2 separate regions of the Homo sapiens genome follow, and region 2 is linked to region 1. A link is a loop called in an ENCODE intact Hi-C map of the cell type or tissue named here. Cell type or tissue: Caco-2. All regions are shown on one strand. Links, peaks and the distances in the headings refer to the core of each region. The heading gives the core; the rest is flanking DNA.

What was found. A loop is a pair of places that touch in the nucleus more often than their neighbours do. Peaks named below come from ENCODE experiments on the same cell type or tissue, not always from the same donor. Only the 100,000 strongest peaks of a DNase experiment are listed, where the experiment ranks them.
Region 2: a loop joins it to region 1, with 2.8 times the contacts of the local background. A loop is called at or near these places in 3 of 110 quality-filtered maps.

Annotation. Positions count from the first base shown.
Region 1 is chr6:13,209,959-13,226,079 of GRCh38, forward strand. All of the region lies in intron 8 of PHACTR1 (phosphatase and actin regulator 1), which reads left to right. LOC105374933 (a long non-coding RNA gene) reads right to left here. Exons shown (of 4, transcript XR_007059456.1): 4 at 13,003-14,020. It also overlaps the pseudogene RNU1-11P. Among named protein-coding and RNA genes, the nearest start is that of TBC1D7, 110 kb to the right of the region's middle. RefSeq lists a silencer at 7,625-7,825. In Caco-2, for the core only: no CTCF peak of the experiment used is centred there; no DNase peak of the experiment used is centred there.
Region 2 is chr6:13,284,152-13,300,272 of GRCh38, forward strand. It overlaps PHACTR1 (phosphatase and actin regulator 1), which reads left to right. Exons shown (of 15, transcript NM_030948.6): 14 at 1,995-2,071; 15 at 2,912-3,686. The coding sequence ends at 2,927. The region is part of intron 8 of TBC1D7-LOC100130357 (TBC1D7-LOC100130357 readthrough); the gene reads right to left. It overlaps LOC100130357 (a long non-coding RNA gene), which reads right to left and starts at 11,435. Exons shown (of 5, transcript NR_160971.1): 1 at 11,335-11,435; 2 at 11,124-11,237; 3 at 10,645-10,747. In Caco-2, for the core only: no CTCF peak of the experiment used is centred there; DNase peaks (open chromatin) are centred at 5,710, 6,030 and 8,770; H3K4me3 peaks cover 248 bases.

The DNA.
Region 1 (16,121 bases), core at 4,136-12,135:
TGAGATTATACCAAATCTGCTCTGATTTATATGGAGAAGTTACTTTTTATTTATATTTTTTATTTTTGAGACAGCATCTCACTCTGGCACCCAGGCTGTAGTGCAGTGGCATGATCATGTCTCTCTGCGGTCTCGACCTTCCAGGCTCAAGCAATTCTCCCACCTCAGCCTCCTGAGTAGCTGGGATCACGGGTGCACGCCACCATGCCCAGTTAATTTTTTTTTATTATAGTTTTTGTAGAGATGGGGTTTTGCCATGTTGCCCAAACTGGCATCGAACTCATAGTCTAAAGTGATCATCCTGCCTCAGCCTCCCAAATTTCTGGCATTACAGGTGTAAGCCATGGCACACACCTGCAGAGAAGTTCTTAGACACTACCTTGCCTAAGCCTGCTTGATGGCACTAAACAATGGCGTGGTTATTTACAGCTTTGGCTCACAAGATTTGGGGGAAGGAGCTAGAATCCACTTGAAGCAAATTTAAAGGGTCATATTTATTCAAAATCACAGGGTTGCCCTAGGCAGTGGGGTCCGAGCTGGTGGCATCACACACCCCTACTTCAGGACAAAGTGTGTGGGTTCCAGAATTAACTGCCGGAGTTTGAGTCTTAGACACACCACGTATTAGCTGTGTGACCCAAAGCGTATGGCTCAACCTCTTTTTGATTTTCATGCCTTATCTGTAAAATAAAAATAATCATAATGCCAGCAGCCTCATTAGGGTCATTTGTAAGGATCAGATTATTTAATGAATCCAAATCAGTGGGGTTATTGCATGTCACACAGTAAGCAAATGGTATTGAACATTAGCCAGCATGGAAAATTTGTCTTCAGTGACCCTAGAATGGTTTGGGTAAGTCTGTTTGTTTGGGTAAGTTTCCTCAAATTAGATTATCTTCATTCCCCTCACCCTGGTGAGCCACATCTTTTGGAAGATGATGGTTTATCATTTCTTTTTTTTTTTTTTTTTTTTTTGCATTGAGATTTCCCCTCAACTTTCCATTCTAATAAATAACACTGCATTTTTTCCCCATTTTTGTACTTAAATCTTTGCTAGCCTTTACTCTTGTTCTTAAGAAACAAGCTTTTCTTAAAGTCATTAAAGAGTTGAATTCATGATTATTTAGTGACCCTGTTGTGGAACAACTTTTTATTTGTTTATTTTTATTTTTATTTCAATCGTTTTTGGGAAACAGGTGGTTTTTGGTTACATGGATAAGTTCTTTAGTGGTGATTTCTGAGGTTTGGGTGCACCCATCACCCGAGCAGTGTACACTGTACCCAGTGTGTAGTCTTTTATCCCTCACCAGCCTCCCACCCCTCCCCCTGAGTCCCCAAAGTCCATTATATCATTTTTATGCCTTTGTTATCATTTCAAAGATGATGCAGTGTTTTTATTTTTAATATCTGCAGTAAGCTCCGTGATCTAGTTGGCATCAATCCTAGAAGTCAGATGTAAAGTCCTAATCAGGACGCCGTTTCTTTCTGATCTTAATTCGGCTGATCTCTGTGTTCCAGTCTCCTATTAGTAAAATGAAGGTGGAATGTGGATCCATGTGGACCCTGAAGGAATTTTAGGAAGATTCTTAATGGAATGCACTTTAAAGAAGTCTTTCCCTTCTCAATTAAAGGCAACTTCACACTTTCAGTCGCTCATGCCAAAGACCTGGAGTCACCCTTGACCCCTTCCTTTCTCTGGTTCCCCACATCTGACTGTCCGCAAATCCTGTCTGGTCCACACTGTACATACACAGGGATAAGACCAACACTTCTACATGCTCCTTCTTCTCCTGCCTGAGCCTCAGTCGGCCTTGCCTGGCTTACTGCAGTTTCTCCCACCTGTTCTTCTGTGTCCACACCTGCTCTGCAGCCCATCCCCACTACAACAGCAAAAGAGACAGGGTTTGAGGAAAGTCAGATCGTGACTGTCTTTGTCTGCAAGGACTGCCATTTAAAAACACACACACACACACAATGCGTGACTTAGATGACAGAAATTTATTGTCTTTCAGTTCTGGACGCTAGAAGTCCGAGATCAAGGTGCCAACAGGGTTGGTTTCTCCTGGGGACTCTCTTCTTGGCTTGTAGGTGGTGTCTTCTCTCTGTGTCCTCACGTGGTCTTCCCTCTGTGTGTGGTTGTTCCTCATCTCTGCTTATAAGGACACCAGTGATAGTGGATTAGGGCCCACACCACTGACATCATTGTAACTCCCTCACCTCTTTAAAGACCCTACTTCCAAATACAGTCACATTCTGAGGCACTGGGACTTAGGACTTCAACATATGAATTTATCTGGGGACACTGCTCAGCTCTTAACAATGTCTGTGCCCAAAATGCTTCTGTCGCTGTCCAACTCACTAAGAGTAAAAAGCAAAATCCTCCCCATGGCCCAGAAGCCCACACCCACTCCAAGTTCTTTTGCAAAGAAAAATCTACTTACTCTTCAAGACATTATTAAAATACCAGGTCCTCTGTGACCCCTTCTCAGATTCTGGTACAGATCTCTGCCCTCCTGCACACACCCCTTTTGCATACTTGCATCAGGTTATGTGTTTCTCTCTATATTCTGTCTTTAATGTGGACAGGAACCATCCTTGTCTCCTCATCTGCTATGGTTTGAGCGTCTCTTCTCCAAAATTCAGGGTTGAAACCTGAGTATTAACGGACTGCCCCTGTGGTCTCCCTCGCTTCATCAGCTCCCCTCTCTGTTGCTCCCTCCTCCCTCACACAGCGGCCTTCCCACCATTCTCGCACATTCTCGGACATTCTCGGACGTGCCGGACACCTCCTGACGGGGCCTTGGCACTGGCTGTTCCCCTGGACGGACTGCCCTTCCCTCAAATATCCTCAGGGCTCCTACACTCACCTGCCTCGGGTCTCTACTCAAATGTCACATCCTCAATGAGGCCCTTCCCGTTCAATATTGCAACCCTCCTCGCAACACAGCCTGTTCCCCAGCTCCTTTTATTCCTATCAAAGCATTTTTCACCATCTAACGTTTTGTGTCATTTGCCTTTCATTCGGTTTGTTGCTCTTCTCACCTAATAGAACATACAGTCCACAAGGGCAGGAACTGTTTTGTTCATGGCTGTATCCAGAGTGCCTACAACAGGGCCTGGCTTATAGGTTTGAGTGAGTGAGTGAGTGAGTGAGTGAGTGAAAGAATAACTGAATGAATGGAGAGCCTCTCATAGCTGCAGTGATATTCTTTCACTTATTAATCTGCTTCCTATTGATGGATTGAGTTCTCACAAGGCATATGTTATATAAATATTAAGCAGTATTAGTGGTCTTTAACCTTTTATATTTTCTTTATTCTAACAATTTGAACTGTTCCCTCTGTTTGGAATGCACTCTCTTACATCCTGTCCTCTACCACCCAGAGCAGCTTCTTTCACAAAGAAAAATTCTTGTTCTTCAAGACATTAAAATACCAGGTCCTCTGTGATCCCTTCTCAGATTCCCATACAGAGCTCTGCCCTCCTGCACACACCCCTTTTGCATACTTGCAACAGGTTATGTGTTTCTCTGTATATTCTCTCTTTAATGTGGATGGGAACCATCCTTGTCTCCCCATTTGCTATGGTTTGAGTGTCTCTCCTCCAAAATTCAGGAGTTGAAACTTAATGGCCAATGTCTTAGTATTAACAAGTGGGGCTTTGAAAAGGTGATTAGGCCATGAGGGCTCCTCCCTCATGAACGACATTAAGACCCTTGTGAACTGGACTTCACACAGCAGCATAAAGCCCTCTTGGCCTTCCACCATGTGAGCGTGCCGCGTTTCTCCCAGCCAGAGGCTGCAGCCCTCACCAGACAGCCAAACCTGCCAGCGCCTTGATCTTGGACTTTCCAGCCCCGACAACTGTGAGGAAATACATTTCTGTTCTTCTTAAATTACCCAGTCTTGGGTATTTTATTATAGCAGCACAAATGGGCCACAATCTGCCATAGTACCTGTCATGTAGGAAGTATTCTGAAACTATTTATGGAGTGGGTTTCATTAAAAGTTACTCTAATCTTTGAAATAGAAAAATATCTTACTTTTATGATCAATGTTTTGTTACAAACTGTCTCAATTATAGAAACAGGCTTTTGCATACTTACCTGGCAGTGGAGATACCATGATCACGAAGGTGGTTTTCCCAGGGCGAGGCTTATCCATCGCACTCCGGATATGCTGACCCCTGCGATTTTCCCAAATGTGGGAAACTCGACTGCATAATTTGTGGTAGTGGGGGACTGTGCTTGCGCTTTCCCCTGAAAAAAAAAAAAGCAAGAAAAGAAACAGGCTTTTGCTGAGGATCCACTCCTGCTTCCCCTGTTGGGCCATTCCTGTTGTGTTGTGTTTGATGTTAGAAACAACGTACAAAGTTCCTCCCTTAAAATTAAATCTAGATCTTTACTTGTCATGCCTGATAATATCAAACTAGAGCTCCAGATACTATAATTTTGATTATGAACTTTAGCCATCATTGAAGTACATCGTCCCTTCTTATTAATTCTCTTGGAGCAAATCCTTCATGAATGATAAAATGGGAGAGGGGTCATCATCCTTAGCTAAGGTAGGGATGCTAAGATCGCTAAGGTGTAGGGAATCGTATTTGATAGTTCAGCTCTATCCAGTGTCCTTAGACTAAACCTGAAAGTTAACTTCCAGAATTTTACGCTGAGACCTGAAAAATAGGAGCAATCATGTAAGGAGGAGAAAGGCAATGCGGGTACATTCTAGACGGATTAGAGGAAGGAGTGTGTTGGTAGACCAGGTGAGTTCACATGGGAAGAATAATTGAAATCTCTGAGTTTGATCTAAAAAGGCTAAATATGAATGAGTTTTTGTTACTAGTATCATTCATGCATGCTATCAACTGATGCAAAATATCAATAGATATTTTTAATGATGCCTTCTTTACACCCAGTGAGTTTTAGTTTAGGAAAATTTTAAGTACCATACATTTAGTTCTGATGGAAATTGCCACCTATGGGCCTTAAAAATGAAAAAATAAATACGTTTCTAATAAATTCATTCTTTATCTACCTCTTCCTGTCCCAAAGTCCCTGAGCAGCTAAATGAAGAAAGCACTGACATTTGCCAGGAAAAAATTTCAGGCAATTACTGACTTGTAAACCTTGAATGAAAACAGGCCCTGCAAAAAGAAAGGATGGTACCTGTGTTTGCTTAGCAAATGGAAGATCCACCAATTCTTTGCTGAGTACATTTTCTAGACCAGGCTCCGTGCTTGGCACTGGGGATGTAACAGTGAACAAAATACAGAAGATAACCCTCAGTGCAGGTTAGAACCTGCTGGGAGTATAGACTGGACAGATCAGTACCCATGAGAGTGCAGGGAGGGAGAAGAATGTGCAACAGGAATGTCAACTGGTCTATGAAATTCGGAGTTGTCTTCTCTGAAGAACTGCATTTAAACTAAAAGCTAAAAGAGAGGAATAACCAGATGGAGAGGAGAATGGGAATGAGAGAACATTTAGGCAGATTAGAGGAAGGGGTGATATACTGTCTCCAGATAGAGAATGAGGTTTTTGATAAGAAAAGGGAGTTGGCATTTGTTTTCCAGGTTTTTAGAAGACATAGCATAGAGAATGAGATTGATGACGTAACATTGTAATCAGATATAAGGAAGAACCCAAGAGCCAACAGAGAGGACACTGAATATTTTTTAAGAAAAATCAGGCTAATAGGAGTCCCAAATGGTTTACTCATGTACTTATGTAAAGAAAAACCATACAGGTCGGATCAGCTGCTAAGGACATATCCAACTCTAACTGCAGATTAGATATATTGAAGTAGGTTAACTGTAATGTGAAATTTTGGAGAAGTAGAATGGCTTTACCTCTGCTGGCATAGTCAATGTACATCTGTGTTAACATGGATAAGCCAGTCCAATCTGGATGATCAACTAGATGCAGGAAAGTTCCAGAGTCGTCTTGAACTCTTAGCAACACCCATTGATCACTGCATGCCAAGCATTGTGATAGGCACAGAGTAACAAAGCAATCTTTCCTTTAAAATTATAACTGATAAGTTTATACGAATAGTTTATTATTTCTTATAATGTCCCCTTTTTACATTTACATATTAGCTAGAGATGAATTTGTCAAGAATATTGAAAAAGGAATCATTTTTACATTGGACAGAAGAAATTGAAATCAGTAGACCCTCAAATCCCTCCAAGCTCTAGAATTCTATTATCCCATGATTATTTTTAGGCCTTTCAAAGAGCACAATACAATTTATAATCCTTGGGTAAATACATTTCATGGTTACAATTACTTTTCTTCATGTTGCCTCAAGGGTCACAGGAAATTCTAAAGAATAATTCTTCCTCCTAAACTAGATGATCCCTAGGGTTTCTTTTAGCCTTAACAGTCTAAATAATTATTGTATTGGCTTATGTCTGTAATGTTTCACCTGCTAATTAGGGTGTTCCCTGACAATACACAGATATGAATCAGTGCCTCAGCAAGAATGAAACTCTGAACACCTAGGTGTTGTTTGCTTGTGAAGTGGTGTTGCTTTGTAGTTCCGTGTTTCTTCATGACATAACAAATGGCCTACATTGTTAAATGAAATATGTTTCCAGGGAAAGATTCTCTTCTTATGGTGATGATCATCTCTTCAAAATCTCACACAATTCCAGCTAGACATTTGTCCTTGCCCCTTGGAAGCCAGCACTGTCAATCTCTTACTTTAGGTCAGTTCTTTGATTTTAAAGCCTATATTTATCATCTTTAATTGCCTACACGTACATGTTGTTTTTCAGATTTAACTGCTATTCCAAGGTACATGATGTGGTTTTAGTGCAAAGTAATGTCATTATGAGCAAGACCCATCTTTCCCTATAAGGTTGGCAAGGAAATTGTCTAAGCAATTTCCTAAGTTGCTTAACTTTAAGGAAGTTAAAATGAAACTGTACAAACCATTAACACCTTTTTAAGACTTAAGAGGATTAAAAAAAGGAAGTGTATTTTCAAAAGAAAGGGAATCTGCTTTTGATTTTTTTTGCTTCAATAGAAATACTGCCCTTTTCCAATGCACAAATATTGACTCTTTGATCTTCTTGGAAACCATCGTCCAGAAAGTTTTGCAGATCAAAAATATTAAAACACTAAAGGAAATATTTTAATAAATTAGTGGGTAATATCTATAATGACTAATTTATGATAAATTGTTGGTGTTGACATGTACTCCTAGTTAAAACGGCAACTCTCAGCATTGTTGTCCAGGAAGCACACTGCACCAGCATTGTCTTCTAATTTCGCAGCTGCCTGGGAGGTGGGCACCTAGGTTTCTCCATTTAACTGATGAAGAGCCAAACACCAAGAGACAAGGTTAGCAATGGCCCAGCTGGGACTCGCACCATTCTGCTGACTCTCTGTCCTGCCTTTTTAGTACCCATGCTCAGCCAAGCATGCTAGAACACTCACCAGCGTCTAGGGACAAAGTCAAGTAGAAAAGCCACCACTGGTTTCTCCATCAGAAATAGAGAGTGCTGGGAGGGATGGGCTCTTGGTCAGACTCTGTGTGTCTTATGGTTTTGTTCATCACATCCCAATCCCAGATAATATTTCAGAAATGTGGGTCATTGGTCCCTGAAAGGACAGAGGCTGTGAACAAATTAATTTAAATCCATTACCACTGCTGAAAAAAAAAACTCAAAATACATTTTCTATTCAGGAAGGCTCAGTACCCTCGTCTATATATAGAACAGCATAGTTTCCTGCTGACTAAAGTTCAACAAAAAACAAAAGCTTTAATGTTACATGTCTTATCTTAGAAGGCTAATCCTAGGCCATGATAAACCACACAATGTATGCCTGCTTTCTTAAAAAGAAGCTGATTAACTATTTTCTTAGGCTACATTGGTTATTTCTGCTATTTTTCAGCCTCAGGCACTGCAATTTGCAGCATAATTTCTCACACATTTTTGGTCTCCAAGAGGAAAGTGGCTGATTATTCTCTCTCCCCTCTGAAAACTCTCTTCATAACTTGTGCAGACTAAATTACAAAAGCTGTTCCTGTTGAAGTTTAATTTGGCTTTCAGTGTCATATTTGTAGATAATAAATTTTCTCTGTCCTTTGAGGAGATTAATGTCTTTCTTTTTTTTAACAGTGGATGCATTTAAAATCAGATATCAGAAAGCAATATTCCCTTTATTACATGTTTTTCTTTAGAAATGATGGTGAAATGGATCCCACCTATTTTAGAGAAAGATTAAGGATTTAAAAGAGACAGTGATTTTCAATTTTATGACCTGCCCTTGATTCCCTACAAGAGTTTCAAAGGTGTTTGCCGGCCAGTAATTCCCCTCCCATGGATGGGTCACAGTGATTTCCTACTCATCAGCCTGTACCGTGGAATGGAGATAAAGTGATGATTACAAAGCCCCCTTGAAAAGGGAGTGCCTCTTATAATGACCCAGACTCACTGTAGATGTCTTGGCATTCATTCCTGTATGAAAGACTGAAAGTAAAGTCTGGGCCTTACCCTTATCCAGTAATGAACATGAAAGATAAGTCAGTGTCTTCATTTTTGAAGTCTAGAGATCCCTTAAAAATATTCGGCCATTGAAATGGTGGGAAAAGGCCAGGCACGGTGGCTCACTCCTGTAATCCTAACAACTTTGGGAGCCCAGGAGTTTGAGACCAGTCTGGCCAACATAGCGAGACCCCATCTCTACAAAAAAAATCAAAAAATTAGCCAGGTATGGTGACACCTGTTAGTACAAGCTACTCAGGAGGCTGAGGTGGGAGGATTGCTTGAGCCCAAAGGTCCAAGGTTGCAATGAGCTATTTAAAAAGAAGAAGAAGAAGAAGGAGGAGGAGAAGAAGAAGAAGGAGGAGGAGGAGGAGAAAAAGAGGAGGAGGAGGAGGAGGAAAGAGAAGAGAAGAGAAGAGAAGAGAAGAGAAGAGAAGAGAAGAGAAGAGAAGAGAAGAGAAAAGGTAGAAAAAGGGAAAGGAGGCAGAAATGGTTATCTACCCGGGCTCTCAACCTATGCATCTCCTACTTAGTTTAACAGAGTTAAAGAGAAGAGTCGAGTTTTCCAAAAAGAAGGCTTGGTAAAGGTCATTCTTGGTGGGAACAAGACCAAGGGAATAGAGTACAGCTTTTCACCTCCCTAAGGCATCCTGTAGATGTGATGAGAGGAAGGCAGTTTTAAATGTGTGCCTTTTATTGACTCGGGACTGCCATTTTCCTCTCAAGCTTTCCAAATATGTCTCTTTTCAGTGTTTCTTGTGTAAATAGCAAGGCTTCTGTTTTAGGGATACTTCTGTTCATTATTTTCTGTTCATTTAAGCTGTTCCATCCTCTAGGGGAAAATGAGGATGAAACAAAGTCCTCATCCTTGTGAGCTTACTCGTTAGTGGGAGCGACAGGTAATAAGCCTGTGAATGTGTAATGTGATGTCGGGCAGGGACGGGGCACTGAAGAACCATCATGCAGGGTCATGGGAGGAGCGTGGTGGTGATGCCTCTCTATCCTCAAGGAGACGTGTTATTAAAGTGGCCACAACAGATACAAAACCCACTGCACGACCCCTTTTTATCAGCAGCGCTCCGTTGTGCAAGGCTGGATTATCCAGCCTGGTAATTATTCTGTCCTTCCTCTTGTCGCCTATTCTCTCCGCACACCTACTCACCCCCAGCCATGTGCTACTCACACAAAACTTGTATCCCCAAGTCTAGAATTCAAACCCCCTCCCTGTGTGTTCCATAATAGCGCTCATCATGGGACTCTTCACAGCAAAATTCATAGCAAGAGAGTAGCTGGATTGTGTGAACATCTGTTATCCTTGCTTTTTGTTATAAAAATATTATAGTCCACGGTTTTTAAAATTTGCGGTATAAATTGCATTTCATAGTCAGCATATACATCTACAGAAAAAATGATGGGCTTTGCTGATTCTCCAGGAGAAAGCAACATGGTTCATGGAAAGAACACAGGCCCTGGGTGGGAAGACCTGAGTTCACATCCTGCTGTGATCACTGCCGAGTGATCACTGTGTTCTCAGAAACCTCATGTCCCCATTCATAAACAATCAAGATAATAACAATACCCTTCTTAACTCTGCAAGTTTTTGTGGTGATTAAATGAGATGATGAACATTTACAACACGCTTTCATAGGGCACTAAAGGACCATCTGCGGTAGCCATGTGGTGGTTTTGAAAGATGCTCCTGCTCCTTCATCCTGAGCTGTGGAACCCGCTGGTATCTTTAAGACATTGTGTGGAAATATTCCGAAATGGTGCATCTATCTGTCCAACATCTTGTGAATATCATGGAATGCTGTTCAGTTTCTGCATGTTCATCCCTATTACATTTGTCAAGAAAATGACATTATTTGGTGCTACCTAGGTGATAGGGAGCAGAAATTCATCTGTTTTTCCCTTGGAAAATAATTTAAGGCCTTTGGTCTTTGTTTAAATTCATTATAGAATGTTAGTATAAGAGGAAACCATATAGATCTCATCAAGCTTAATGACGTCACCTTACAAAGCAGCCTAACTTTGGACAGTCTGAATTAAAGTGGGCTGACGGCCTGTGAGTATAGAATTGGAAACTGGAATATCATAAGCTCTCTCTGTTACCTCTTCTGTGCAGACACAGTCCTGGAATGAAGGCCACACGGTACCAATGTGCTCTTGCTTGCATAGATCTCTGTGCCTTAGCTCCTTGAGTTGTCTTCTTAGGAAAAAGACCTCTAGAGCACTATTTCCAAAAATCCTAATGCTCCTTTCACAAAGATAATTTCCCTACAACAGCAAGACTCTATCTAAGGGTCAGGGATCCTAATTTTAGCAAATTAAGTAATTGAAAATGTAATGTGGTGTATTCTGATTGTGTGTGACTTCAATTCAAATATTTGATCAACTTATCCATCAGTTCCAAACACATGTGCAATGTAGAGGTAGAGGCAGGAAGATCATCAGCCTCTGTCTTGGAGAGGCTCACAGTTAATTGGCGTGGGGGGTAAATGCTTAGCCTGTAATTATAACATAATGTGGCAGATGCTATAACAAAGCTGGGAACAGAGGCTATGGATGTGCAGAGAAGGGACTGATTTCCATTGGAAAAATCAGAAAAGGATGCTCAAATGAAATGAGATTTGAGTCATCCCTGAAAGATAGGCAGGATGCTCTCTCTAGGCCAAAATCTGAAGGGTGAGTTCTGGGGCGGAGCAACTGCAGGAGCAGAGGGAGGAGGCAGGGAAGTCCACAGGGTACTTGGGCAATGGCAAGTGGTCTGATATGGCTGGAACCCTAGGAAGATGGTAAGGAATAATAACAAATGAGATTGAAAGGAGTTGGAGGGTCAGATCGTGAGGCACCTCTTAATCCATGCTGTAGAGGGTGGAGTTGATCCAGTTTACAATGAGGCCTTTCCTGGCTCTTTTGATTAGGAGAATTACATGATCAGACCAGTTTGACAGCAGAATAGAGGGTGGACTGGGTGGGTGGGGAGGGGGAGGGTCTGGAAGAAGATTAAAGTTTGCAACCATTGGGGGACCACTACTTCTACATAGGCAGTGGTATAGTGACATCAGTAGATCAGGTCCTGTAGTCTGATGGCCTGAATTCAGTGTCTGCACCCCTCTGGTTGTGTGACCTTGGCCACGTGCCTTTGCATTTTCCCATCTAAAACGGGAAGATCACAATAGTACCTATCTCTTAGGATCCTTGTGAGGCTTAAGTGAATCAACACGTGGGACAGTGTGAGCATTTAGAAATGTTAACTTCCATCATCATCTGTAATAATCCAGTTAGAATGAACAAAGGTGGCCGGGCACGGTGGCTCACGCCTCTAATCCCAGCACTTTGGGAGGCCAAGGCAGGTGGATCACAAGGTTGGGAATTCAAGACCAGCCTGGCCAAGATGGTGAAACCCTGCCTCTACTAAAAATATAATAATTAGCCAGGTGTGGTGGTGGGCACCTGTAATCCCAGCCACCTGGGAGGCTGAGGCAGAGAATTGCTTGAATCCAGGAGGCGGAGGTTGCAGTGAGCCGAGATCACGCCACTGCACTCCAGCCTGGGTGACAGAGTGAGACTCCATCTCAAAAAAAAAAAAAGAATGAACAAAGACTCCATCTCGGAGGTTAGGATGAGATTCCTCATGTTTACCTGCGGTTTTAGAAGCTAGTTAGCCCTTAGGAAGAGGGAGGGTGAACACAACCCATGTGCAATGAAGTCCATTTGAATTTGAAGCCAACTAAATGCTTAATGCCAAAGAATGTTGATGTGAGTGATCTAGAATAGATTTTATTACACGAGTCAGCAGTTCCTGTTGATAGGTACTCTGGAAGATGTGACTCTCTCAGACCACTGAGTGTCATTCAGTAAATCACTGATCTGGGCAAAGAATGAGAAAACCTGTTTCACTCAAGCGTCAGCCTGGAGCTCTTGCATTCATGGGGTAACTAACAGCTCAGGAACTGAAGGCAGGAGTGCAAGTAACTGAGTAAGTAGAACCCCACGAGCATCAGCATCTTGTTGCAGCCCCCAGAATGCCAGCCTCACACCTGATAAGTCAGGAACTCACATGAGAGGATCTGGACAGTTCTTCATCATTCAGCGAATGCTGCAGATTCCTGATAATTAATACCTAAGTGGCTTTTGAAGAGACTCACATGGTACAGTGCTGAGAATGCAGCAAGCAGCAAAGCCACTGTGGATGCTCTAGGCCAGTGGCTCCTAATCTGGGATGATTTTTGTCCCCCTGTCCCCCAGAGGACATTTGGCAATGTCTGAAGATTGTTTTGGCTGTCACAGTTGGAGGAAGTGCTGCTGGCATCTGGTGGGCAGAGGCCAGGGGTACTGCTAAGTGTACTACAATGCACAGGACAACCCTCAAAGCAATGAATTATCTGGCCCAAAATGTCAGTCATGCCTGTGTCGAAAAAGCCTGGTCTAGAGCAACATTTAACCAAACTGTGATATCTGCATCATTGGTGGTACAGAAAATGAGTTTAGGACAACCTTTTATTAGTTTTAATATTTTATTGAATATTGTATGTACTTATGCATATATCAATATTGAAAATATATGTATTACAAATATAAAAATATATCTTAACATGTTATAAACCTATATGATTTACATACAAAACCTGTTATTACAAAGATATCATTTGCTTAGGATGAGGTTACAATAGTGTTTAAATTTTTAAAAAATACCGTACTGACTTAAAAAATTACAAAGTAAATAATAGTGTAAATGGACTTCAAAGATGCCATACACAAAAAAGATTAAGGAGGTGGGAGTATAATCAAGGTTTAGAAAACACTGGTTCAGATCAGGGCACAGAAAATTTTTTCTTTAAGGAACCAGATAGATAGTAAATATTTTCAGCTCTATTGCAACTACTCCACTCTTCTATTTTGGTGCAAAAGCAGCCAAGGTGAATCGGTGAATAGATGGGTCTCCTGAACGCCCTGAGTATTAAACTCAGTGCCCCAGGAGTGGCCTGGTCATGGCAGGGTAGAATACTATTACCTACCCTAGTTAGTAGGACTTAAAATAGTTATAAATAATGATGCCCATTTTTTACACACGTTGTTGACAAGGTATGATATTTCCTCCATCTTGCCTGGGTACATTTAGTCAGGTGTGTGTTTTATCAAAGGACACATCTCATAAGTATCACAGTTCAACTTTTGCATGCAGAATTTGTAATACAGTAGGTTCAAATTTCAAGCCCTTCCTTTACCAACTGTGTCCTTGTGGGCCTATTCATTACCCTTTCAGAGCTTCAATTTCCTGCTTCATAAAATGGGGAGAACAGCACCTGTCCCATACGGTTGCTGGAAAGGTGAAATGCAACACTGTGTGTGAAAATTACACATTTAGTAAATGTTCTCTCTATTCACTCTCCCTTCTTTCCTTCTCTCCTTCAACTCTTTCAGTTATTCATTGAGGATGCCCTTTTTGTCATTGCCATTGATAAAGATGCTAACCAAGTCCAGAGCACCACATCCCTGCAGCACACCACTAGATGCCTCCCTGAAAATTAAAAAAAACCCCTTAGTTAATGCCTTTTGAACATGTTTTGCTGACTGCTTACAAATATATCTAAATGTCAGTCATTCCAGCCCATATTTATTTCATTCGGCTAAAGCAATAGACAATTACTGAGCATCTACTTTGTGTCAGGCACGATACTAGGCACTAAGCATAGTAATAGGAACCAGATACAAACAGAAGATGTGGCTTCTGCCCGACAAGGAGCCTACAGCCTTGGGTGGTGAAGAGAAGATAGTAAGCAAACAGATGATCATGGTTTTCACCCTTGAGGACTCTCTCCCATAAACACAGGCAAGGCACTGACTGAGACAAGTATTGAGAGAGAAATAGGAATGAATGAGGTGAAGATGGTTTGGGAACACATTCCAGGCCAAGAGCATTGAATGCATAGTTGCAGGTGATCAAGGGGTCAGTTGTTTGGAGACAGAAGTAAAGAAGTGGGAATGAGTCTGGGTTAATAATTTGGGCCAAATTATGTAGGGTGTGGCAGGCACGTGACATTATGTTTAAGCTACTGTTTGCAGGCTAATGGTTTTCACCTTCCTTTCGGAATGAGAGCCTGTATTTAGAGCAGATGTAGGTAATAACTATGTTATAAAAAAAACTCGTGCTACAGTGACTGATGTTCTGCTGGGTGTCTGTCAGCAGCAGGGCACAGGCCACGTGTCATAAGATGCTGCATTTGAGTTGATTTGGTTCTTTGCCTCAAATAGTACAGTTCATGATGCGTTAACTGAATTTTCATTTGCATCACTCCTAGAGCAGTAGTTTTGTAGACTTGAGAGGCATTCAAAGTTCTCATGGGTGAGGCTCTTAGATCCGAGTTTTAGAAAGCCGCTCCGACAGCTCTGGAGACTGGACTGAAACTGAGCCTGCTGTGAAACCACTTGGAAGGCCATGTCTGTCAATAACCAGTGAGGGTCTCATCTGAGGCCGTGTCAACAGGCGACTTCACATGCACCAGCCCTACAATTTGGCCAATGTCAAGAAGAGAGTAAGTGGCAAAACGTGGACTCAGATCTGTCTGGACTCCCCAAACTGAGGCCACATATTAACCTTCCCAGCCTCCTTTTCAGCTAACTTCTATACTCTCCTTTCTTTTCTTGCTCTCCTGTGGTTCTCCATAGTTACAAAAGGGGTGGATTTATCGGGGCATTTGTCTTCTTCTCAGGACTCTTCCTGATGCATAGTTGGCATTCAGTGGATATTTATTAATAGAATGTTTTACAATTCTTTTGGTGGATTCACCTAGCTTCATGGAAAACTACCTCCTTCAGTCTTAAGGAAAATTAGGCATTCAAGCACATGCTAGGGTTCACACATCAAGAAGATGACCTGATTGGCCCCAGAAGTCTTTAGCTGTTTCTCTAGTGCCCCAACAGGCAGTCATTGGCCACCTGACCAATCCCTATTTGACAAACCCAGTAGCATGGTACCTGGTACCTTTCAAAGTAGCCAGCTGTCCTCCATTTAATCCCATCCTATGCAAGAAGGTCTCTCGCTGCCCATGTATCTTTGAAAGAGAGGAAACCACAGCCTCTTGTTGATTACACACTACCTATGTGGTGGAGTTTCTTATCTTCCTTTGCATTTTTCTCTCTTCTTTATCTTCTTGAATCAACTTGGAGCCTTCTACCTTAAGGAACTCATACTCTCTAGTTTCCAACTTTTTTCCTTAAAAGATTCTTCCCACCAAACAAGAATCTATTGACTGCTTTCATCCCCAGCTCCCGGCTGCCGTTATCCCCAGCTCTGTGCCTTTATAGGAACCATTGCTAATTAACCAAAAAGTGGAGAGAGGAAAAGACAGGATTCAGGCAAAACATGAGCCATGGAATTACATTTTTTGGCCTCTTCCATCCTTACTTCCTATAATACCCAATGTGGAAATCCAAGCGCAGTTGGAATGGAGTGGCTGTCACTGATAAAAGGGCTGCTTTGCAGGGTGGGCACCAAGTCCCCAGCCCCACTTTCATCACCCTTCGCCACCCTGGAGGCCATCTATCGTGTACTTCACCCTCCTGCTCCCATTGTCATTTGTATTCAATTAGGTGGGAAATGGACCAACGTAAACCACTAA
Region 2 (16,121 bases), core at 2,599-10,598, 73 kb after region 1:
TCTGTTTGGTAATCCTCTCTGATTCTAGTCTGGTCACCATGAGGAGCTGGAGGGTTAAGGGCCTTTTTAAAAATGTAGTCTGTGCGCCAGGCACAGTGGCTCACGCCTGTAATCCCAGCACTTTGGGAGGCCGAGGCGGGTAGATCACTTGAGGTCAGGAGTTCAAGACCAGCCTGACCAACATGATGAAACCCCATCTCTACTAAAAATACAAAATTAGCCGGGCGTGATGGCACACACCTGTAATCCCAGCTGCTCGGGAGGCTGAGGCAGGAGAATTGCTTGAACCCAGGAGGTGGAGGTTGCAGTGATCCAAGGTCACACCATTGAATTCCAGCGTGGATGACAACAGTGAAACTCCATCTCAAAAAAAAAAAAAAAAAAAAAAAAAAATATATATATATATATATATATATATAGATACACGTATATATATATATATATACTGGAATAATGATTCTGCCCAATGTGTAGGTAACGATAGAAACTATGGAGTGTGTCAGGGGCCTTCTGCTCAACAGTCCTGCCTTCACTGTCCGTTTCAGGGACCCAGGGTTTTCTTATATGATACAGCAGGAAGTCATTTATGGCCCAGGCTGGCTACATTATCACCAACCCTGGATCCAGGAGGTGCAGGAAACATGTATGCAGGCACATTGCTGCACTTGGCTGGGACGGAAGCAGCAAGAGGCAGATAGACTTCCAGAGACGACCTCGCCTGTGGCGGGTCAACCCACAGACACCATGTGTGGAAGACTGTGCCCTCCTCTGTAAACACAGCATTCACATCTTCTCTGCAAGGGAATTTGTGGGAGCAACCCAGGAACTGGCATTGCCATGCCCCTGACAGACAAACCCAGCTCCCCAGGAGTGTGTCATCTAAATACGAAGAGGAAGGGGCTTTCACTCTTGTCCTCTCCTGTCCACACTCTCTCTGCGGTATGCTTGCAAGGATAAGGATATTAGCAAGTGTGCAAGAAAACCACAGACATCTCTACTTGCACCCTCATAGAGTTCTGAGTAGCTCTTAGGCCGAAAACATATCCAGTTTCTCAATGGCTGTTGGGGACAGAAGACAGGAAGCATGGGGTGACCCCTGCCCCCACCCCCAAAGCTGCTACCCAGGCACTTAAACCTAAGCCAGCCTTCTTTTCCTGGGGAGGGCCATTCTGATCCTACAGGAAGACTTTTCTCTCCTCAAACTCCTGGGGCCTTGATATTCCCATCAAAGCAAGTATCGGCCATAGACAGAGCTATGCAAGAAGGCACACGTTTGCAATTTCCACCCTTGAGGAAGGAGTGAGGTTGTCTCTGGCCCCAGCTGCCTTCTTTACCAGCCCCTCCTCCTCCCCTGCTCTCTCATGGCCTCTCTTTGCTGTCTGATTCCAGGCCCTGTGTCTTCAGTGGCAGTATTATAAGGATGGGGTGATTCGGGATCATCTCAGAACATGTGAGGTTATTCAAAATGTATCTCACATGGTGAAATACATCACTGAAGAGTCAGGGAAGTTGTAAAAGAGCAAAAACAAACTGTTGGTAGGGAGCTGGCCATCACCTGTCCCCCTAATTTGGTTGGAGAATTTGATCCACGCCTTCTGGAAGTCTCCACCTCGAGGCATCACTGTGCCTGTGCTGAGCTTTGTTTATTTATGGAAGATGAGAGGTTGACATTGAATGTGTTCTTGGGCCCCCAGGAGTGTGGGGTAGGTGTACACCACCACTGATGCCTCAATGCCACAGCTCTATGAAAAGAGGAAGAAAAACACACTTTGGGCAATAGCCTGTCATCATTTGCAACTTAGATTTAGGGAAGGAGGGGAATCTTTGTTTTAAAGGACATCTCAGGTGATTTTTCTTCCTCCCAATGAAAGAATCCATCTTAAACTTGTTTGTCTTTGTTGAAGAAGAAAAATATGTTGTTAGGAATGAACTGAAAGGGGAGTTTTTTTCTGTCTCTCTCCCATTGCACATTGATGGGCTTCTGTTGATTCCAGGCTGCCATCCGAAAGGAGCTCAATGAATTCAAAAGCACTGAGATGGAAGTTCATGAATTGAGTAGACACTTAACAAGGTTAGTATTAAGGGTTTTTTTTTTCCTTTTTTTCCCTCAAGTTGCAATATTTATCTCCAAATAAAGCTCTCCCACTTGTGGGACATGAGTGGGTTGGAGGGTGCCATGAGAGGGAAGATAGTAGGAAGGCAGGCATGCGGTTCCACTTTAGGTTACTGAAACGAGGAAGTGGAACACAGATGGCCCGGGCTAAAACCAACTTTCTGCAAAGTCTGAGTTTCACTCATTTAAACTAAAGGTCTGATAAGCACCAGACTACCAACGACCCCAAGGTGGGTTTTTGTGAAAACTTAGGTCAAGGAGAAAAGATTGTTGCCAATTTGCAACCAGTCAGCAGAGGCCAAACCTGAACAAAATACCACATCCACACGGGACTTCCAAAGTGGACCACTTCTGTTATTCCCTGACATTCTCCCTGACAGTCCAGCATCATGATGATATTTGGGAAAACCGAGGCATGGAGTGATTAAGAGGATTATATAAGGTTGCATTGCTAGTTAGCAACAGAGCCATTGATTTAATTCTGACTTTCTTTTGGGGGGAACATTTAGAGAAATAGGATATAGCAAGTATTTAGTCTAGAGACTCAGAGACACAGATTGGGTTCTGCACCTTGCTGCTGGATCCAGGCTGATGGCAGGAGGTGGAGGCCACCAGGGCTGCCCCAGATGAAACTTTCAAAGCCAGGTGTGTGTTCAGTGGTACTCCTGTGGGGATGACGGTGGGAAGCTCGCACCTCCCTCTCACGGTCAAGAACCTCCCTGAAGATGGGAGATTGGACTGTTGAATCCTGCACCTTTGGCAGCCCCTTGGTCTTGATGTAATTGTTTGTTTCCTTAGGTTTCACCGACCTTAACAGTCGAATTCCTCTTGAGTGCTATGCTGTCTTCAAAACATAAATTTATAAGAACCATAAGTGCTGGTATTTATTCACTTCCCCATTACGATGTAAATCTTCTGAACTGCCTTTTTTTTAAAAAGAAGAAAAATCAAGGAAACACAATCAGGATTTTATGTGTGAAAACGCAAAAGTGATGGCTCGGCGGTCCGAGCTGCTGGTCCCACTTCTGACACCAAAATGCATCCCAACCCCCGGCAGTGCCAAGGGCACCAGCAGGGCCCTGACTGAAGACTGTCTGGCAGGTGGAACGGTCCTTGTCCTCTCCAGCCAGGCCCAGCAGGCACTACCTTCATGAAGTCTCCAGCAAACCTCTTCCTCACAAGTGTCTGTCATCTGAGTCCAAAGAAAGCTGAAGGGGTGGGTTTGTTTTGGGGGTACTGTGCAAAGCTAATGATCTGGTTGGACTTCTACACTTGGCCAAATGTACTGGCTCCAGACATGACATTTGGTTTGGGGGCCCTTTGAAGTTGATGCCAAGAAGGAGTGAACACTTCTCAGTTGCCCCTGGCTTTTCCCTCCTTTCAGCCACCACCCACACAATGAACAAAAGGGAAGGGCCCATTTCTGGGGGAGTCTGGCTGCCTCTTGGCTACGAAGGCTGGCACTGAGCACCCATCCTGCTCCCTCTGCCTGAGCTGAGCTGCCTTTCAGGAAGCTCTGGTTTAGAAGGGGAAAGATGTCATATGCTCAGTTCAAATAATCAACCCAACTGTGTCCAGAGTGTCCAGTGTCATGAGTGACCCACGCACACACACAGCCATTGCTAAGGTACTCCTGTGCTGTTTATAAGTCTGAGTGGGAGGACCCTATTGAATCCTGTGGGGTCAGAAACTGCTTGGCTGACATTTATTTTCTCTGTGCGCCTTGAAGCTGATTATATGGCTTGGGAGTTCTTAGCTTCTGTGTATAGGACCAGTGCATGCAGGCCAGAAACCACTCCTGTAGGACTGGCTTTCCAGCCACTGAGGGACTTGGAACCACTCCATGGCCTTCTCTTTTTTTTTTTTTTTTTTTTTTTTTTTTTTTTTTTTGCACTGAAGAGTTTCTGTGAAGGAGCCCCAGAGTTGGGCATGTGCCAGAATCAGGCCAACACCAGCCACACCTGTCCACAGTGCCCCTTCCTGCTCCAGTTGATCCAGAGAGCTCCTCCCTCTACCCTCATGATGCCAGGGAGCGTGACTGTGGGTGTGTCTCTGACTGGGACACCCAGGATAGGGTGTGCGATGAGGCCAGGACCCTCCTAAACCCTAACAGCATCCTAACGAGGCCCATTGCAGCTTTCGATTTCCTTCATAACAGAGCTCGCAGGCCCTCAGTTGCAGAGCTCTCTCACCTTCTGGAGTGACTCCATCGTTACTCCAGTCTTTCTAGGTGGTGGAACTCTCCACCACACATGCCATTTAGAAAGACGCCAGCTTGGCCTTTCCAAAAAGTTAACCAGTCGTCTCCCCACCACAAACCCTGTGGGAGCAGGTTACTCTTAGGATGCACACCCGTCAACGAGGCCATTGCATTTTTTTGCAGGCATGAACGGCTCCCATCTAGGCACTAACCCAGGAGCCAAACAACTGCTGGGGAGAGTTCAGGGCAGCTCTTTGGGCGGTGCCTCCAGCTGCAGCTTTGCCTTGCCACCTGGAGCCAGCACGCCTCTGCCCGACCCAAGGAGGATGCCATCACTAGATCCTATTTTTTTTTTTTTTTTTTAACTCTTGAATCTGAATAGTTCCTGCCGTGGGGAGAGGTATTGTTCAGGGAAAATGTGATCGGGATTTTAGTGTGGCTGTAAACACAGTCTTCCCGAAAGGCTTACTGACGTTTGAATGTGCAAATGGTATGACGAAAGATGTAGGGCTCTTTCGTTGAACTTCTCTACGGCGGGCGGGCGGACACGTGTTCCAGGTGGACTTGCCTGCCGGCCAGGCTTTGAGTCTGAACTTCCTCTAACTGCAGCTGGGCTCCTGGCACACGCGGTGCCCTGGCATGATGGTCCTCCCTGGCCAGGAGCGAGTCCTAAGGAAATTCATTCCATTGACCGGACTCCTCCCATGATAGGCCCATGGCTTCTCTGCTGGCCTTAGTTCTTGGCCCTTCAGATTCCCTGGGGATATAAGGCCCAAGCGGATCTCCCTGCAGCCAGCCAGCAGACAGCCCAGGGTTTCCGCCCAAAGTGCCCTCATGTTGCAGTCCACTTTGTGCATGGAAGATATTGAACACAATTTCCACTGCTCTTCCTGCAGGGCCTCCTTTCCAGCAGTCACTTGCTCAGACTGAGGGGTGCACCTCCCCTGCCATTGACAGGTCCTGCGCCTTCAGGATGGGCTATTTCAAGCCCGTTTTAAGTGGCTCTTACACAGGCTCAGCAACCTCTGTGGCCTGCAGGATGGGCCTTCTGCTGTCTCTTTCCTTTCTTAAAACCTTAAGGTCTTTCTAGAGACCTATTCAATTTTCTTTTTTTTTTTTTTTCACTACAATGTCATGACAACTGCAGCAATTTGTGTTACTTTCCAAGATGACAATTTGACATTAATTAAGGGAAAAAATAAAAAGGTGAGCTAGATGACTTAAAATGCATCTCTTTTTTGAAAAAGCTGTAGCTGGCAAGTCAAAGTTTATTTTATGTGTGTAAATTCCCAGTTGAGCATTTTTTTCATTTGGATTAGCGTGAGAGGAAAAATGTGAAATGTCTCAAATCAAATGCTTCCTTCTAAAGATTAGACATTGCCCAACCCTGCCCCCGCCCCCAATCAATCAGTGACAGAAGAGACCGCCATCAGCCAACTAGCTTTTTTTAAATGGCTGATATATTCATCTCTAAAGGCCCTCAAAGCACTGTAAAACTTTTAAAACTTTAGCCTTTATGTCAGATTAGAGAAACCAAACAATGTGACGGTACATGTGATGAAAAGCTCTGGGTTTATTTTTCTCCCGCTTATGAACATGTATTTTTATTTGCCGAATGAAAATCGTGGTGTGTTGCTTTGATGAATGGAATTTCAGGCTCTCCCTGTGCACAGCCGGTGGGCAAAGGTCACCTTAAATGACTTTTTCTCCCTATCTGTCTGTTAATCCCCAGACCGGTTGCATTTTCCAGTTGCTTCCTGGGTGTCTGTACATAGTTTGTCTTTGTATAGGAGTGAGTGTGGTGACCGTCAATCCCCTAATCTCCCAGGTTCTAATTTAACAGATGATGGCTGTATGAGGAAAACGATGTAAATAGAGAATACAAATTAAACTGGATCTCTGTGGCCTAGGTTTTGTACATACAGAAACTGCATGGTATTTAAATTATTGTTTGTCTCTGATGATGTATGCAGTTTCTTTAAAAACAAACCAAAAAAAAGTAAAAAAAAAAAAAAAAAAATTCTTGACTCTTGTGTGTTTTGTTATCAACCAGCAGCAGAAACCACCAAAAATGCTTTGACTGGGAAAGGGAGGTTGCAGGAATGGGAGAGGTCAGCTCATCTGCAAAATACATAGTGAGAGTGAGTGGACATACGGGACAACCGCATGTCTCCTCTGGTATTATTGGGGGAAGGAAGTATTGTAGCACATACATTAACTTTCTAGAAGACTTTTGTGTACTAGGATTTTTTTCCTCAACTTTTTTTTTTTTTTGAGACTGAGTCTTGCTCCGTCGCCAGGCTGGAGTGCAGTGGCGCAATCCTGGCTCACTGCAACCTCCGCCTCCTGGGTTCAAGAGATTCTCCTGCCTCAGCCTCCCAAGTAGCTGGTATTACAGGCACGCGCCACCATGCCTGGCTAATTTTTGTATTTTTAGTAGAGATGGGGTTTCACCATGTTTGTCAGGATGGTCTTGGTCTTGACCTCATTATCCGCCCACCTCAGCCTCCCAAAGTGCTGGGATCACAGGCGTGAGCCACTGCGTCCGGCCTTCCTCAACATTTTTATAAGAATATCTAAAATGTCAACTGTCCTTTTAACGATCTGGGAAGGCTGGAGATCTTGGCTCACTGCAACCTCCGCCTCCCTGGTTCAAGTGATTCTACTGCCTCAGCCTCCCGGGTAGCTGTGACTAGAGGTGTGCACCACCACACCTGGCTATTTTTTTTTTTTTTTTTTTTGCATTTTATTTTTAGTAGAAACAGGGTTTCACCATGTTGGCCAGGCTGGTCTCAAACTCCTGGCCTCAGGCGATCCACCCTCCTCGGCCTCCCAAAATGCTGAGATTACAGGTGTGAGCCACCGTGCCTGGCCTCTATCTCCGTTCTTGAGAAGCCTGAGTATTTGATGTATAAAGCAAAGAACTGCATTGCATAACCTTCTGGTTACTACTTGTCTTTGAAGGCTTTCAGCGGAAGCAGAGGGGCTGCATTTTAGGTGGGGGACGTTGCTGGGTAGCATATCCTTCGTCCAGCAGCGTAGAAAGGCTGTTCTGGTAAAGGGCAACCTCGTGCCGTGCTGCTCAAACCACCTTGCCTAGGAATCACCTGGGGGTCTCGTTAACATGCAAGTACTGAGCCAGCAGGTCTGAACAGGGCCTGGGAGTCTGCATTTCTAATAAGCTCTCAGGGCCTGCTGATGCTGCTGGTCCAGGAATCCCACTTCTGAGTCTCAAAGGCTGGGAGAAGAATCCCCAAAGGGAGCCACCTCTCCTTTGCCTGAGATCTCTGAGTGCCCCCATGTACTGCTCATATCTTTGCTGGGAAGCAGCAGTGAAGCCCTCCTGGATGTTCAGGTCCTGCAGTATTTGCATCAGAGTATCTGTGCCCAGAGCTCTCACCTGTGCAGCCAGGGGGCCCCTGGAGCAGCAGTGGCTATGACAGAAGGGGCAAGTACTTTACAAAAAGGTTTTCATATTTCAAAAATCCATCAGTTTCTCTTTCTTTCTGTCCTTGCAGAGCTTTTTTTTTTTTTTTTTGAGACACAGTCTTGCTCTGTCTCCTAGGCTGGAGTGCCGTGGAATGATCTCAGCTCACTGCAACCTCTGCCTCCTGGGTTCAAGCGATTCTCCTGCCTCAGCCTCTTGAGCAGCTGAGATTACAGGTGCCCACCACCACGCCTGGCTAACTTTTGTATTTTAGTAGAGAGAGGGTTTCACCATGTTGGTCAGGCAGGTCTTGAACTCCTGACCTCGTGATCTGCCCGCCTCGGTCTCCCAATGTGCTAGGATTACAGGCGTGAGCCACTGCGCCCGGCCGCTCTCTGACTTTTGATAAATTAATCTGAGAACTTGATTGCAAGTTTTAGGGCAGTGAAAGGACAAGAAAGAAACAGCTTTGATAAAACTCCTAGCAGACTGCCTGGCAAGAGGGAAGGAAACTGGCCATAATCCTGCTACGGAGGGAGCCCTTTCCCAAGGAAACAAAGGTTGTGGCTACACATTCTCTCTCTGCAGGAAGGGGCAGCCTGGTGTGTCTATCGCATCTGTTTATCTGGGCCTCAATTTCCTCATATGGAAAACAGAGACAGTGAATTAGATGTTCCTAATATTCTTTGGAGCATCAACTTGTCCATGATTTGGGAATACTGGCATTTTTAAAACATTCAACTTAGTTATTAAGAAAGAGTTAACTTTAAAGCAAGTCCGGCTGAGGCCTGTCTCTAACAGTTTAGATTCCTCTCCTTCAGGTCACCACAAATCTGCCATCTGTCCCTGCAGTCCCTCCCTGCCATGCACTGCCCTCCTGGAGAGCTGGGTGGCCCTGGGACCTACCCTCCCAAGTGCCTTCATGGGGCCTCATCCCGAAGCCGCCATCAATCAGGTTATCTGACATCCTTCTGCCTCTCCCTGCCCTTGGGCAAAACACCCTGGAGTGCTCTTGGGTCTTGATGGGTGATGTCTACGACACAATGCTTTGTCCCCTACAGCATCGCAGGTTTGAGGGTGCTCTGCGGATGTAGCTACTTAACCTGTTAAGCCAAAGGACACGTTTGACTTGTTTGACTCGGCAAACGCTCCCTGGCTCACTCTCCACAGGTCCTAAGTGATCTCCTCCACGGGTGTGGCTTCAGATGACTCCCTGTCTATGGCTGTAGCTCAGATCTGTCCCAAGCCCCTGGCCCAGGTTTTCTAAAAAGCAGCAGGGTATCGTAGAGTGTCCTGCAACTTGGATGGAGCTAGAGGCCATTATTCTAAGTGAAGCAACACAGGAGTGGAAAACCAAGTATCGTATGTTCTCACTCATAAGTGGGAGCTAAGCTATGAGGACACAAAGGCCTAAAAATGAGATAATGGACTTTGGGGACTCAGAAGGGGGAGGGTGGGAGGAGGGTAGGAATGAAAAATTACACATTAGGTACAATGTACACTACTCAGGTGATGGGAGCACTAACATCTCAGAATAAACTACTATATATTTTATCCATGTAACAAAAAGTCACTTGTGAGGCCGGACACAGTGGCTCACACCTGTAATCCCAACACTTTGGGAGGCCGAGGCAGGTGGCTCACCTGAGGTCAGGAGTTCGAGACCAGCTTCGCCAACATGGTGAAACCCCATCTCTACTAAAAATAGAAAAAATTAGCTGTGTGTGGTGGTGGGTGCCTGTAATCCCAGCTACTTGGGAGGCTGAGGCAGGAGAATCACTTGAACCCGGGAGGGAGAGGTTACAGTGAGCTGAGATCGTGCCACTGCACTCCAGCCTGGGCAACAAGAGCAAAACTCTGTCTCCAAAAAATAATAAAAAGCCACTTGTACCCCAAAAGCTATTGAAACATAAATAAATAATAAAATAAAATACAGATATACTAATTTTTGAAAAAGGTTCTCCCACCTGGATGACGGCAGCCATGATCTTTCTGCCTGTGGCCTCAGCATCCAGTCCTGCCATGAGAGTCATGTCTCCCAACTCAGATGGGCTCACCCCACCCTCCCTCTTGGTACCTGCCTCCACTGTCTTACCCATCAAGCCCCACTCTGCAGTGTGGCATCCGTAGTGACAGTGTGGCCCTTGCTCACTTCCGCCAGCCTCACCTCCTGTCCCCTGCTACATCACTCTGCTCAGGCTTCCCAAGCAGACCCTTCTGGTGCGTGTGACCTGGGAGTCCTGTGAGGGATGCTATTGATGTGGCCATGTTGTGGTGACCACCTCAGGGACAATCAGGGTTTAACAAGGGCCCTCGGGCACTGAGCAACTAAGCTTTCCTGAAAGGAGTCCAAGAGAGGTCTCATGTAGGCAACCTTGGAACTCAATGAGAAGCATACAAAGAAAAAAAAAGTATGAACAAATAGCTGTCTCTTCTGACACCTGGCAGGTGGCGGCCCTGATTTCTAACTCTGGCTACCTGGTCACTTGATCCCTACCAACAGCACCACTAACAGCTCCCACACAGTAAACACTTACCGTACCCCAGGCACTCTGTTAGGCCATCTTCATGCACCATTTTCTTTAACCCTTACGACACCTTGGTCACCGATGAGGAAACTCAGGTCCCCAAACAACAACGTGGGCAAAGTCACACAGATGGTAAGTGGCGGAGGGGCTTCCAAACCCAGGTCTGCCTGACTCTAAGGCAATGCCCTTAACCTCCCTGCTACGCTGACGTGTCGTGGCTTTCCCTCTACCTTCTTGAGTTCACACTTCCTCAGCATCCATCCAGTTATCCCATTTGCCTGTCTTGAGTGATTACATAGTTTTCTGACACTGAGGATCACAGACGGAAAGATCATGGACTGCCTCCAAGCCCCGGCTTCCAGCTCCTCCCTCTCACCTCTCATGCACAACTTTGTCTGTGATTAAGCTGAGTCTCCCGCTTCTCCACTCCGTGGGGACCTCCCACAAGCATTTGACAGTCAGCCAACATTTATGCCTTCCTGCAAGGGAAGCAGAAGTCACGAATGAGGCACTTGTACAGTGTGGGTCCTACCTAGAGCTGTTGCAAAGGCAGGAAGAGAAGGGCATGCTACCTAATGAGAGAGAAGAACACCAGACACTTCATCGTGTGTGAGCGTCCAGTCCCTTACCTAGAGGCTATTTTCTGGGGGGGAAAAGGGTTCTGCTCCTAATCAAATAATGCTCTCCACATTTCATAATAGGGAGCCATGATCATCCACTATTTCCATGGGCAACACTGCAGAGGAAGGCAAAGGGCTCTCATTAATTAAACTAATGAATTCATCTGCAGGAGACAGGAAGAGTAAACCACGGAAACAGAATTGACTAATTCTTCTTCCGTTAAGATGCATCTACCCTGAGCCAGAATTCCAGAACTGGTTCCCCTCCTCATCCATGATGAAGACGCTGCGGCTCATGTGGTCACAAAGGCTTGGTGTTTCCTATGTGGAGATACCATTGCTGTTCTACCTTTAATCAACAAAACAAAACAAAACAAAAACGAGAAAGAGAAATGGTAGAGGGAGGGAGGAAAATGCTGTCTGTTCCTTAATCACCAATCACCAACCTGGAGTGGTCACTGACACCTTGTCCAGTGTGGCAGGGGGGTCCCTGGGGTCCATGGTCCTGGGGTCCATTCAGAGCCCCCACCCAGAAGAGGACAAGCCAGTCTTCAGCTACACAGGTAAAAAAACACTTCACACATGGATTGAACTTCTTATCTCAGACAGTCCTGACCAGGGACGGCATCAGAGTAAAGGCTTTGGTCTCACGCAGCAACCCTGTGGCCAGTCCCCGCAGTGTGGCAGGCCTGCCACTGTGCGACCGAGGCCGTCATGCATGAAGCACATCTGGGGCTTTATGGCTCAACACCTGAGCCTCCTGGAAGGCCTTGGCCGCCTCACTGAAGCCCCAGCGTACCGGCTCTGCAAGGCCCTGGGGTTAAAATAGCAAAAATGCCATCTGGCAAGAGGCTGGCTTTGTTCAGACTGTGTGCTGCGTTGTCGCTGGGGTGGTGGGGACATTTTCCAAGCCACCATTAGAATATGAGCTGTCACCTGGGCGAGCCCCACTCCCCCATGCCCCCAGCCCGCTCGTCAGCATCCACGCAATCATGGCAGGAGCCCCTGTGGCAGCTGAGCCACCTTGGGTTTTCCTCAATTCCATCTCACTGACTTGGTGATGACAGCCCCAAAGCAGGCAGGACAAATCCCCTCTTTCTTCCTAGAAAAGTACCTGAAATAACACGCTCATTGTTAGACTCCAGGAGTTGGTGCTGAGGAAGGGTCCTTGGGGCTGGGACACGGAGAACAGCCACCGGTCACTGTAGACCCTTTTGTCCTGGCTGCCTTTCCCCTCTATTGGCACATGTTCCTTTTCCATCAAAAATTTAGTTACAATTATTTTTTTAAAATAAGAAGACCAGAAAGAACACACAGGGCTGACTGCCTTTTGTAGGACAAAACTCGAACAGGGAAATTTAACTTGCGTGTAACATGCACACCCAGACGACCTTATTTCAATCATACCCAATTTTAAAATCCAGGAACCGGCCACAGTAAGGAAAGGCAGGCATGTTTCAGGCTGTCCAGCAGCTGGGCAGAAAAACGGAGACCCACTGGGCCAAACAGTGAGAGGCTCCAATTGAGCCATCCTAGTTCAGGTCTCCCTAGTGACCCCCCTCTGTGCGGGGAGGTAAGTGCGTCTCTTGATATTTTTAGTTCACTGTAAAGACATGGTTTTTGCCCTCCAGGAATCAGCTAGCTATGCATGAGCGGAAACCCTGCAGGTGCCGAACGTAACTGATTGGAGTGGGGAGGAGGGGAAGGACAAAGAGTGACAGCTTCAGGTTTGGAGAGTAGTTGAGTGATATTAGAAGCAAAAAGCATCTCTGATTTGGACAGCAGAGGTGTGCACAGTTCTGCTGTGGTTTCAATCTTACTATAGGCCCCAGTCAACAGGACAGCACAAATGCTCTTTTTTTGACCGGACATTCGGCTGGCTCAGAGCAAGTAGCGGGGTAGAGTCACTTAGATTTCAGCAGCAAAGCTGTGCGGGGAGGCAAGATGCTGCCTGGGCTGCCTCCCCGGCCTCAGCATCATGCCTAGGTGGAGGAAGACGCCAAGGCAGGTTTCTTGAGCCCAGTGGAAAGCTGCTTGTGCTGCCCCCAGCTCCCTCCCAACAAAACCAAAGGCCATTCATGCTAAAAGGGTCACTTAGTCCAAACCTTCTGGTCACAACAGAGGAAGGTGCTCTGCTGCCCTCAGCACACCAAGGGGGGACACCCCTAAAGAAAGCACTAGAAGGTGGGGTGCAGTGGCTCATGCCTGTAATCTCAGCATTTTGGGAGGCCGAGGTGGGTGAATCTCTTGAACCCAGGAGTTCGAGACCAGCCTGGGCAACATGACGAAACCCCATCTCTACAAAAAATGCAAAAAACTAGCTGGGCATGTGTCTGTAGTCCCAGCTACCAGCTACCGGGGAAGCTGAGGTGGGAGGATCACCTGAGCCCAGGAGCTCGAGGCTGCAGTGAGCTGTGATTACACCATTGCACTCCAGCCTGGGTGACACAGTGAGACCCTATCTCAAAAAGAATTTTTTTAAAGCAAGCAAGGACTAGAAGCTGCACTGCTGCCAGCACCCAAGCTTCACCCCACGGGGCCCCTCCTTGCTGCATTAGCACTGGCCACTGCATCACATCCCCACACCATCATCCTGAGACACCCCTGCCCCCAGCACCAGCGGAATGAGTTTTGCACCCCAGCACTGTGCTGGTCACTTTCATCTCTCATCCCCGTTTTACAGATGAAGGGGCTGAGGCCAAGAAAAAACAGTCACACAGTTAGTAGCAGAGATGAGCAAAGAACTCTCAATCCAGTTCCCTTGACCCTATACCACTAGTGAATCCCAGAAAGGGCAGTCAGAAAGATGATGGTTTTAGACATAGATTTAAACCCATATCTGCCTTGCTAATCTGCATCTGCTCTGGTGGTGTCAGTTAGCATTAGGTCTAACAGTCTTCACATAACCAAAAACTCAAATAATAGTGGCTGAAACAAATCGGGATTTTTTAAAATGTAAAGGCAGTCTGGAATGAAGCAGAAAAGAGCGTGTGTGGTAGTGACACCATCAATGTGTAGCTCTATTTTTCGGCCCCACCATCCTTATCATGTGGCTTCCATTCTTGATGTTGCCCCACATTCCAAGATAGCTGCTGAAGCTCCTGCCATTATGGATGTGTTCCACGCAGAAAGTAAGAGGAAATACCAGGAAGAGGAAATTTACCTGCCAGCTGAATAAATTCTCTTTAAAAACCTTTTCTGGAAGTCCTACCTAATGACTTTACCTTCCATCTTATTGGCCATTCCTTTCAGCAAGAGGGCCTGGGGAATAAGGTATGTTAACACACTCCTGCCTCAAATAAAATTGGGGTGTCGTTAGTAAGGAAGAGAGAGGATGAAGAATGAGTAGGCAACTATAAGGTAGTTGGTAGTTGGTGAGCTGCCACAGAGCTGTCCTTGGTAATGAGCTGATTTGTAATACGGTTAGAGTGACACCACTTCCTAGCATGGAAAGGGAACAATTTGTGGAAAACATTCACATTTCAGTATCAAGATTTTATTCCAGGTTTGATAAACTATTCCAGTGATTTATAAACTTTAGCAATAGCTTAGAAACGAGGTCAGACTAGCTTAAAAATGAGAAAAAGGCACAGGCAAGTGGCATATTTCTTTCTTTTGCAATCAGCATTAAACCTGTCATCATTAGGTGAAATCTACATTCCCTGGGCCCTTGCTACTCAAACTGTGGTCCCCCTGGACAAGCAGCATCAGCATCATCACGGAACTTGTTAGAAATGCAGAAAGCCAGACCCACCCCAGACCTACAGACAGAATCTGCAGTTCACCAAGACCCCAGGGGCTCCCAAGGCACATTCAAGTTTAAGAAGCCCTGTTCCAACGCAATGCCCTAAAGAGTCTGCAATGGGCCTCCACTCTCCTAAAAACCTCTTCTCAGGAAGCAGTGTGCTCTGGGACTCTTAGTCTTTGGTGAGACTCTGCATCACAGCGCCACTCTCTGAGGAGAATGCACATTAAAACACTTGTAGAACTATAATACCTAACATTTACCAACTTCTGTGCCAGACACTGGTCTAAGGATTTCACGTCTGTTTCTGTAGCTCATCCTTCTAACCACTCTGTGAAGTGGGAGCTCGTACTCTCATCCCCTCCCCTGGGGTACAAATAAGGACATGGTGCTGAGTTACCCAGCCAGCCAGCCAGCAATAGGTCCAAGCAGATGCTGCCTCTCTCGAATGTTTTGCCCAGATGGAGAGATTTTAAGGCTCAGAGAAAGATGGGTCAGTGTTTCCGAATGAGGGAGCAGCTTGGTGAAATACACTCTGGACAGGCAGCGGGGATGACTGGGTTCCAGAGCTTGCTCAGCTACTGGGACCTTGTATAAATAACTCACTAGACCACCTGGAACCTCACTTTTCTTATCTGTGTATGGAGTGATCTGCAAGCTCCCCTCCAGCTCTGACGTCCCTCGGGTCCGGACGTGCCTTCCGTATGATCGGAAAATCAGTCAGCCTTAGCAGCTGCCTCCCCTAACTGGCTTTATTTAGGTTCACTCAACTGCCACCCAGCCTGGCCACAGCCCAACTTGGTCTGGACACCCAGATGTTGGACACCCTGCAGGGAAACTATACACCCTCCTGAGCAATCAGAGACAAATAAACACAGCTGCTGCCAGCGAAGCCCCCCAGTTGACCCAGGTGGAGGGGAAGGAGCTGGGCAAAGTCGACTTTCTGTAGACTTTCGGACTGAATTCGACTTGGTATGAAAGTTCGCAAAGGGAGCACCTGGCCATGTGAGTCAGTTCACCAAGGCTGCTGGTGTGATATTACCCCTCTGCCCACCCTCGTCGGAAAGGGCTGGCTGCCCACCTGCCTGGCTGGCAGAAACCAGAAAGAAGTGGTGCAGGAAAAGTCACTGAGACTTAGTCGAGGTGGAAGGCTTCTTGTTACCCCCTGGCCCTTCTGCAGGGCATTTATCTGGTCAACAGATCTAAGTGGAGCGGAGAGTCTTTGAGAGTCTCTTCCCAGTTCACAGTGGACCTGTCCACCAGGCCCCTTGCTCACCACTCCCTGCACTGCAGTAGACACAAGGGAGGCTCCTGGTGGCCCTGCGTCTGCTGTGGGATGCCTCCACCCACTAGGCTCTACATGATTGGCCCACAGGCAGCCCCAAGCCCAGGCCAGACCACAGCCTCTTTCCCATGGATTTAGGAATTGCGTCACGAAACTCTGTCTCCAGAGGCTGGACCTGTAATGTATACATTTAGCGTCTTAGG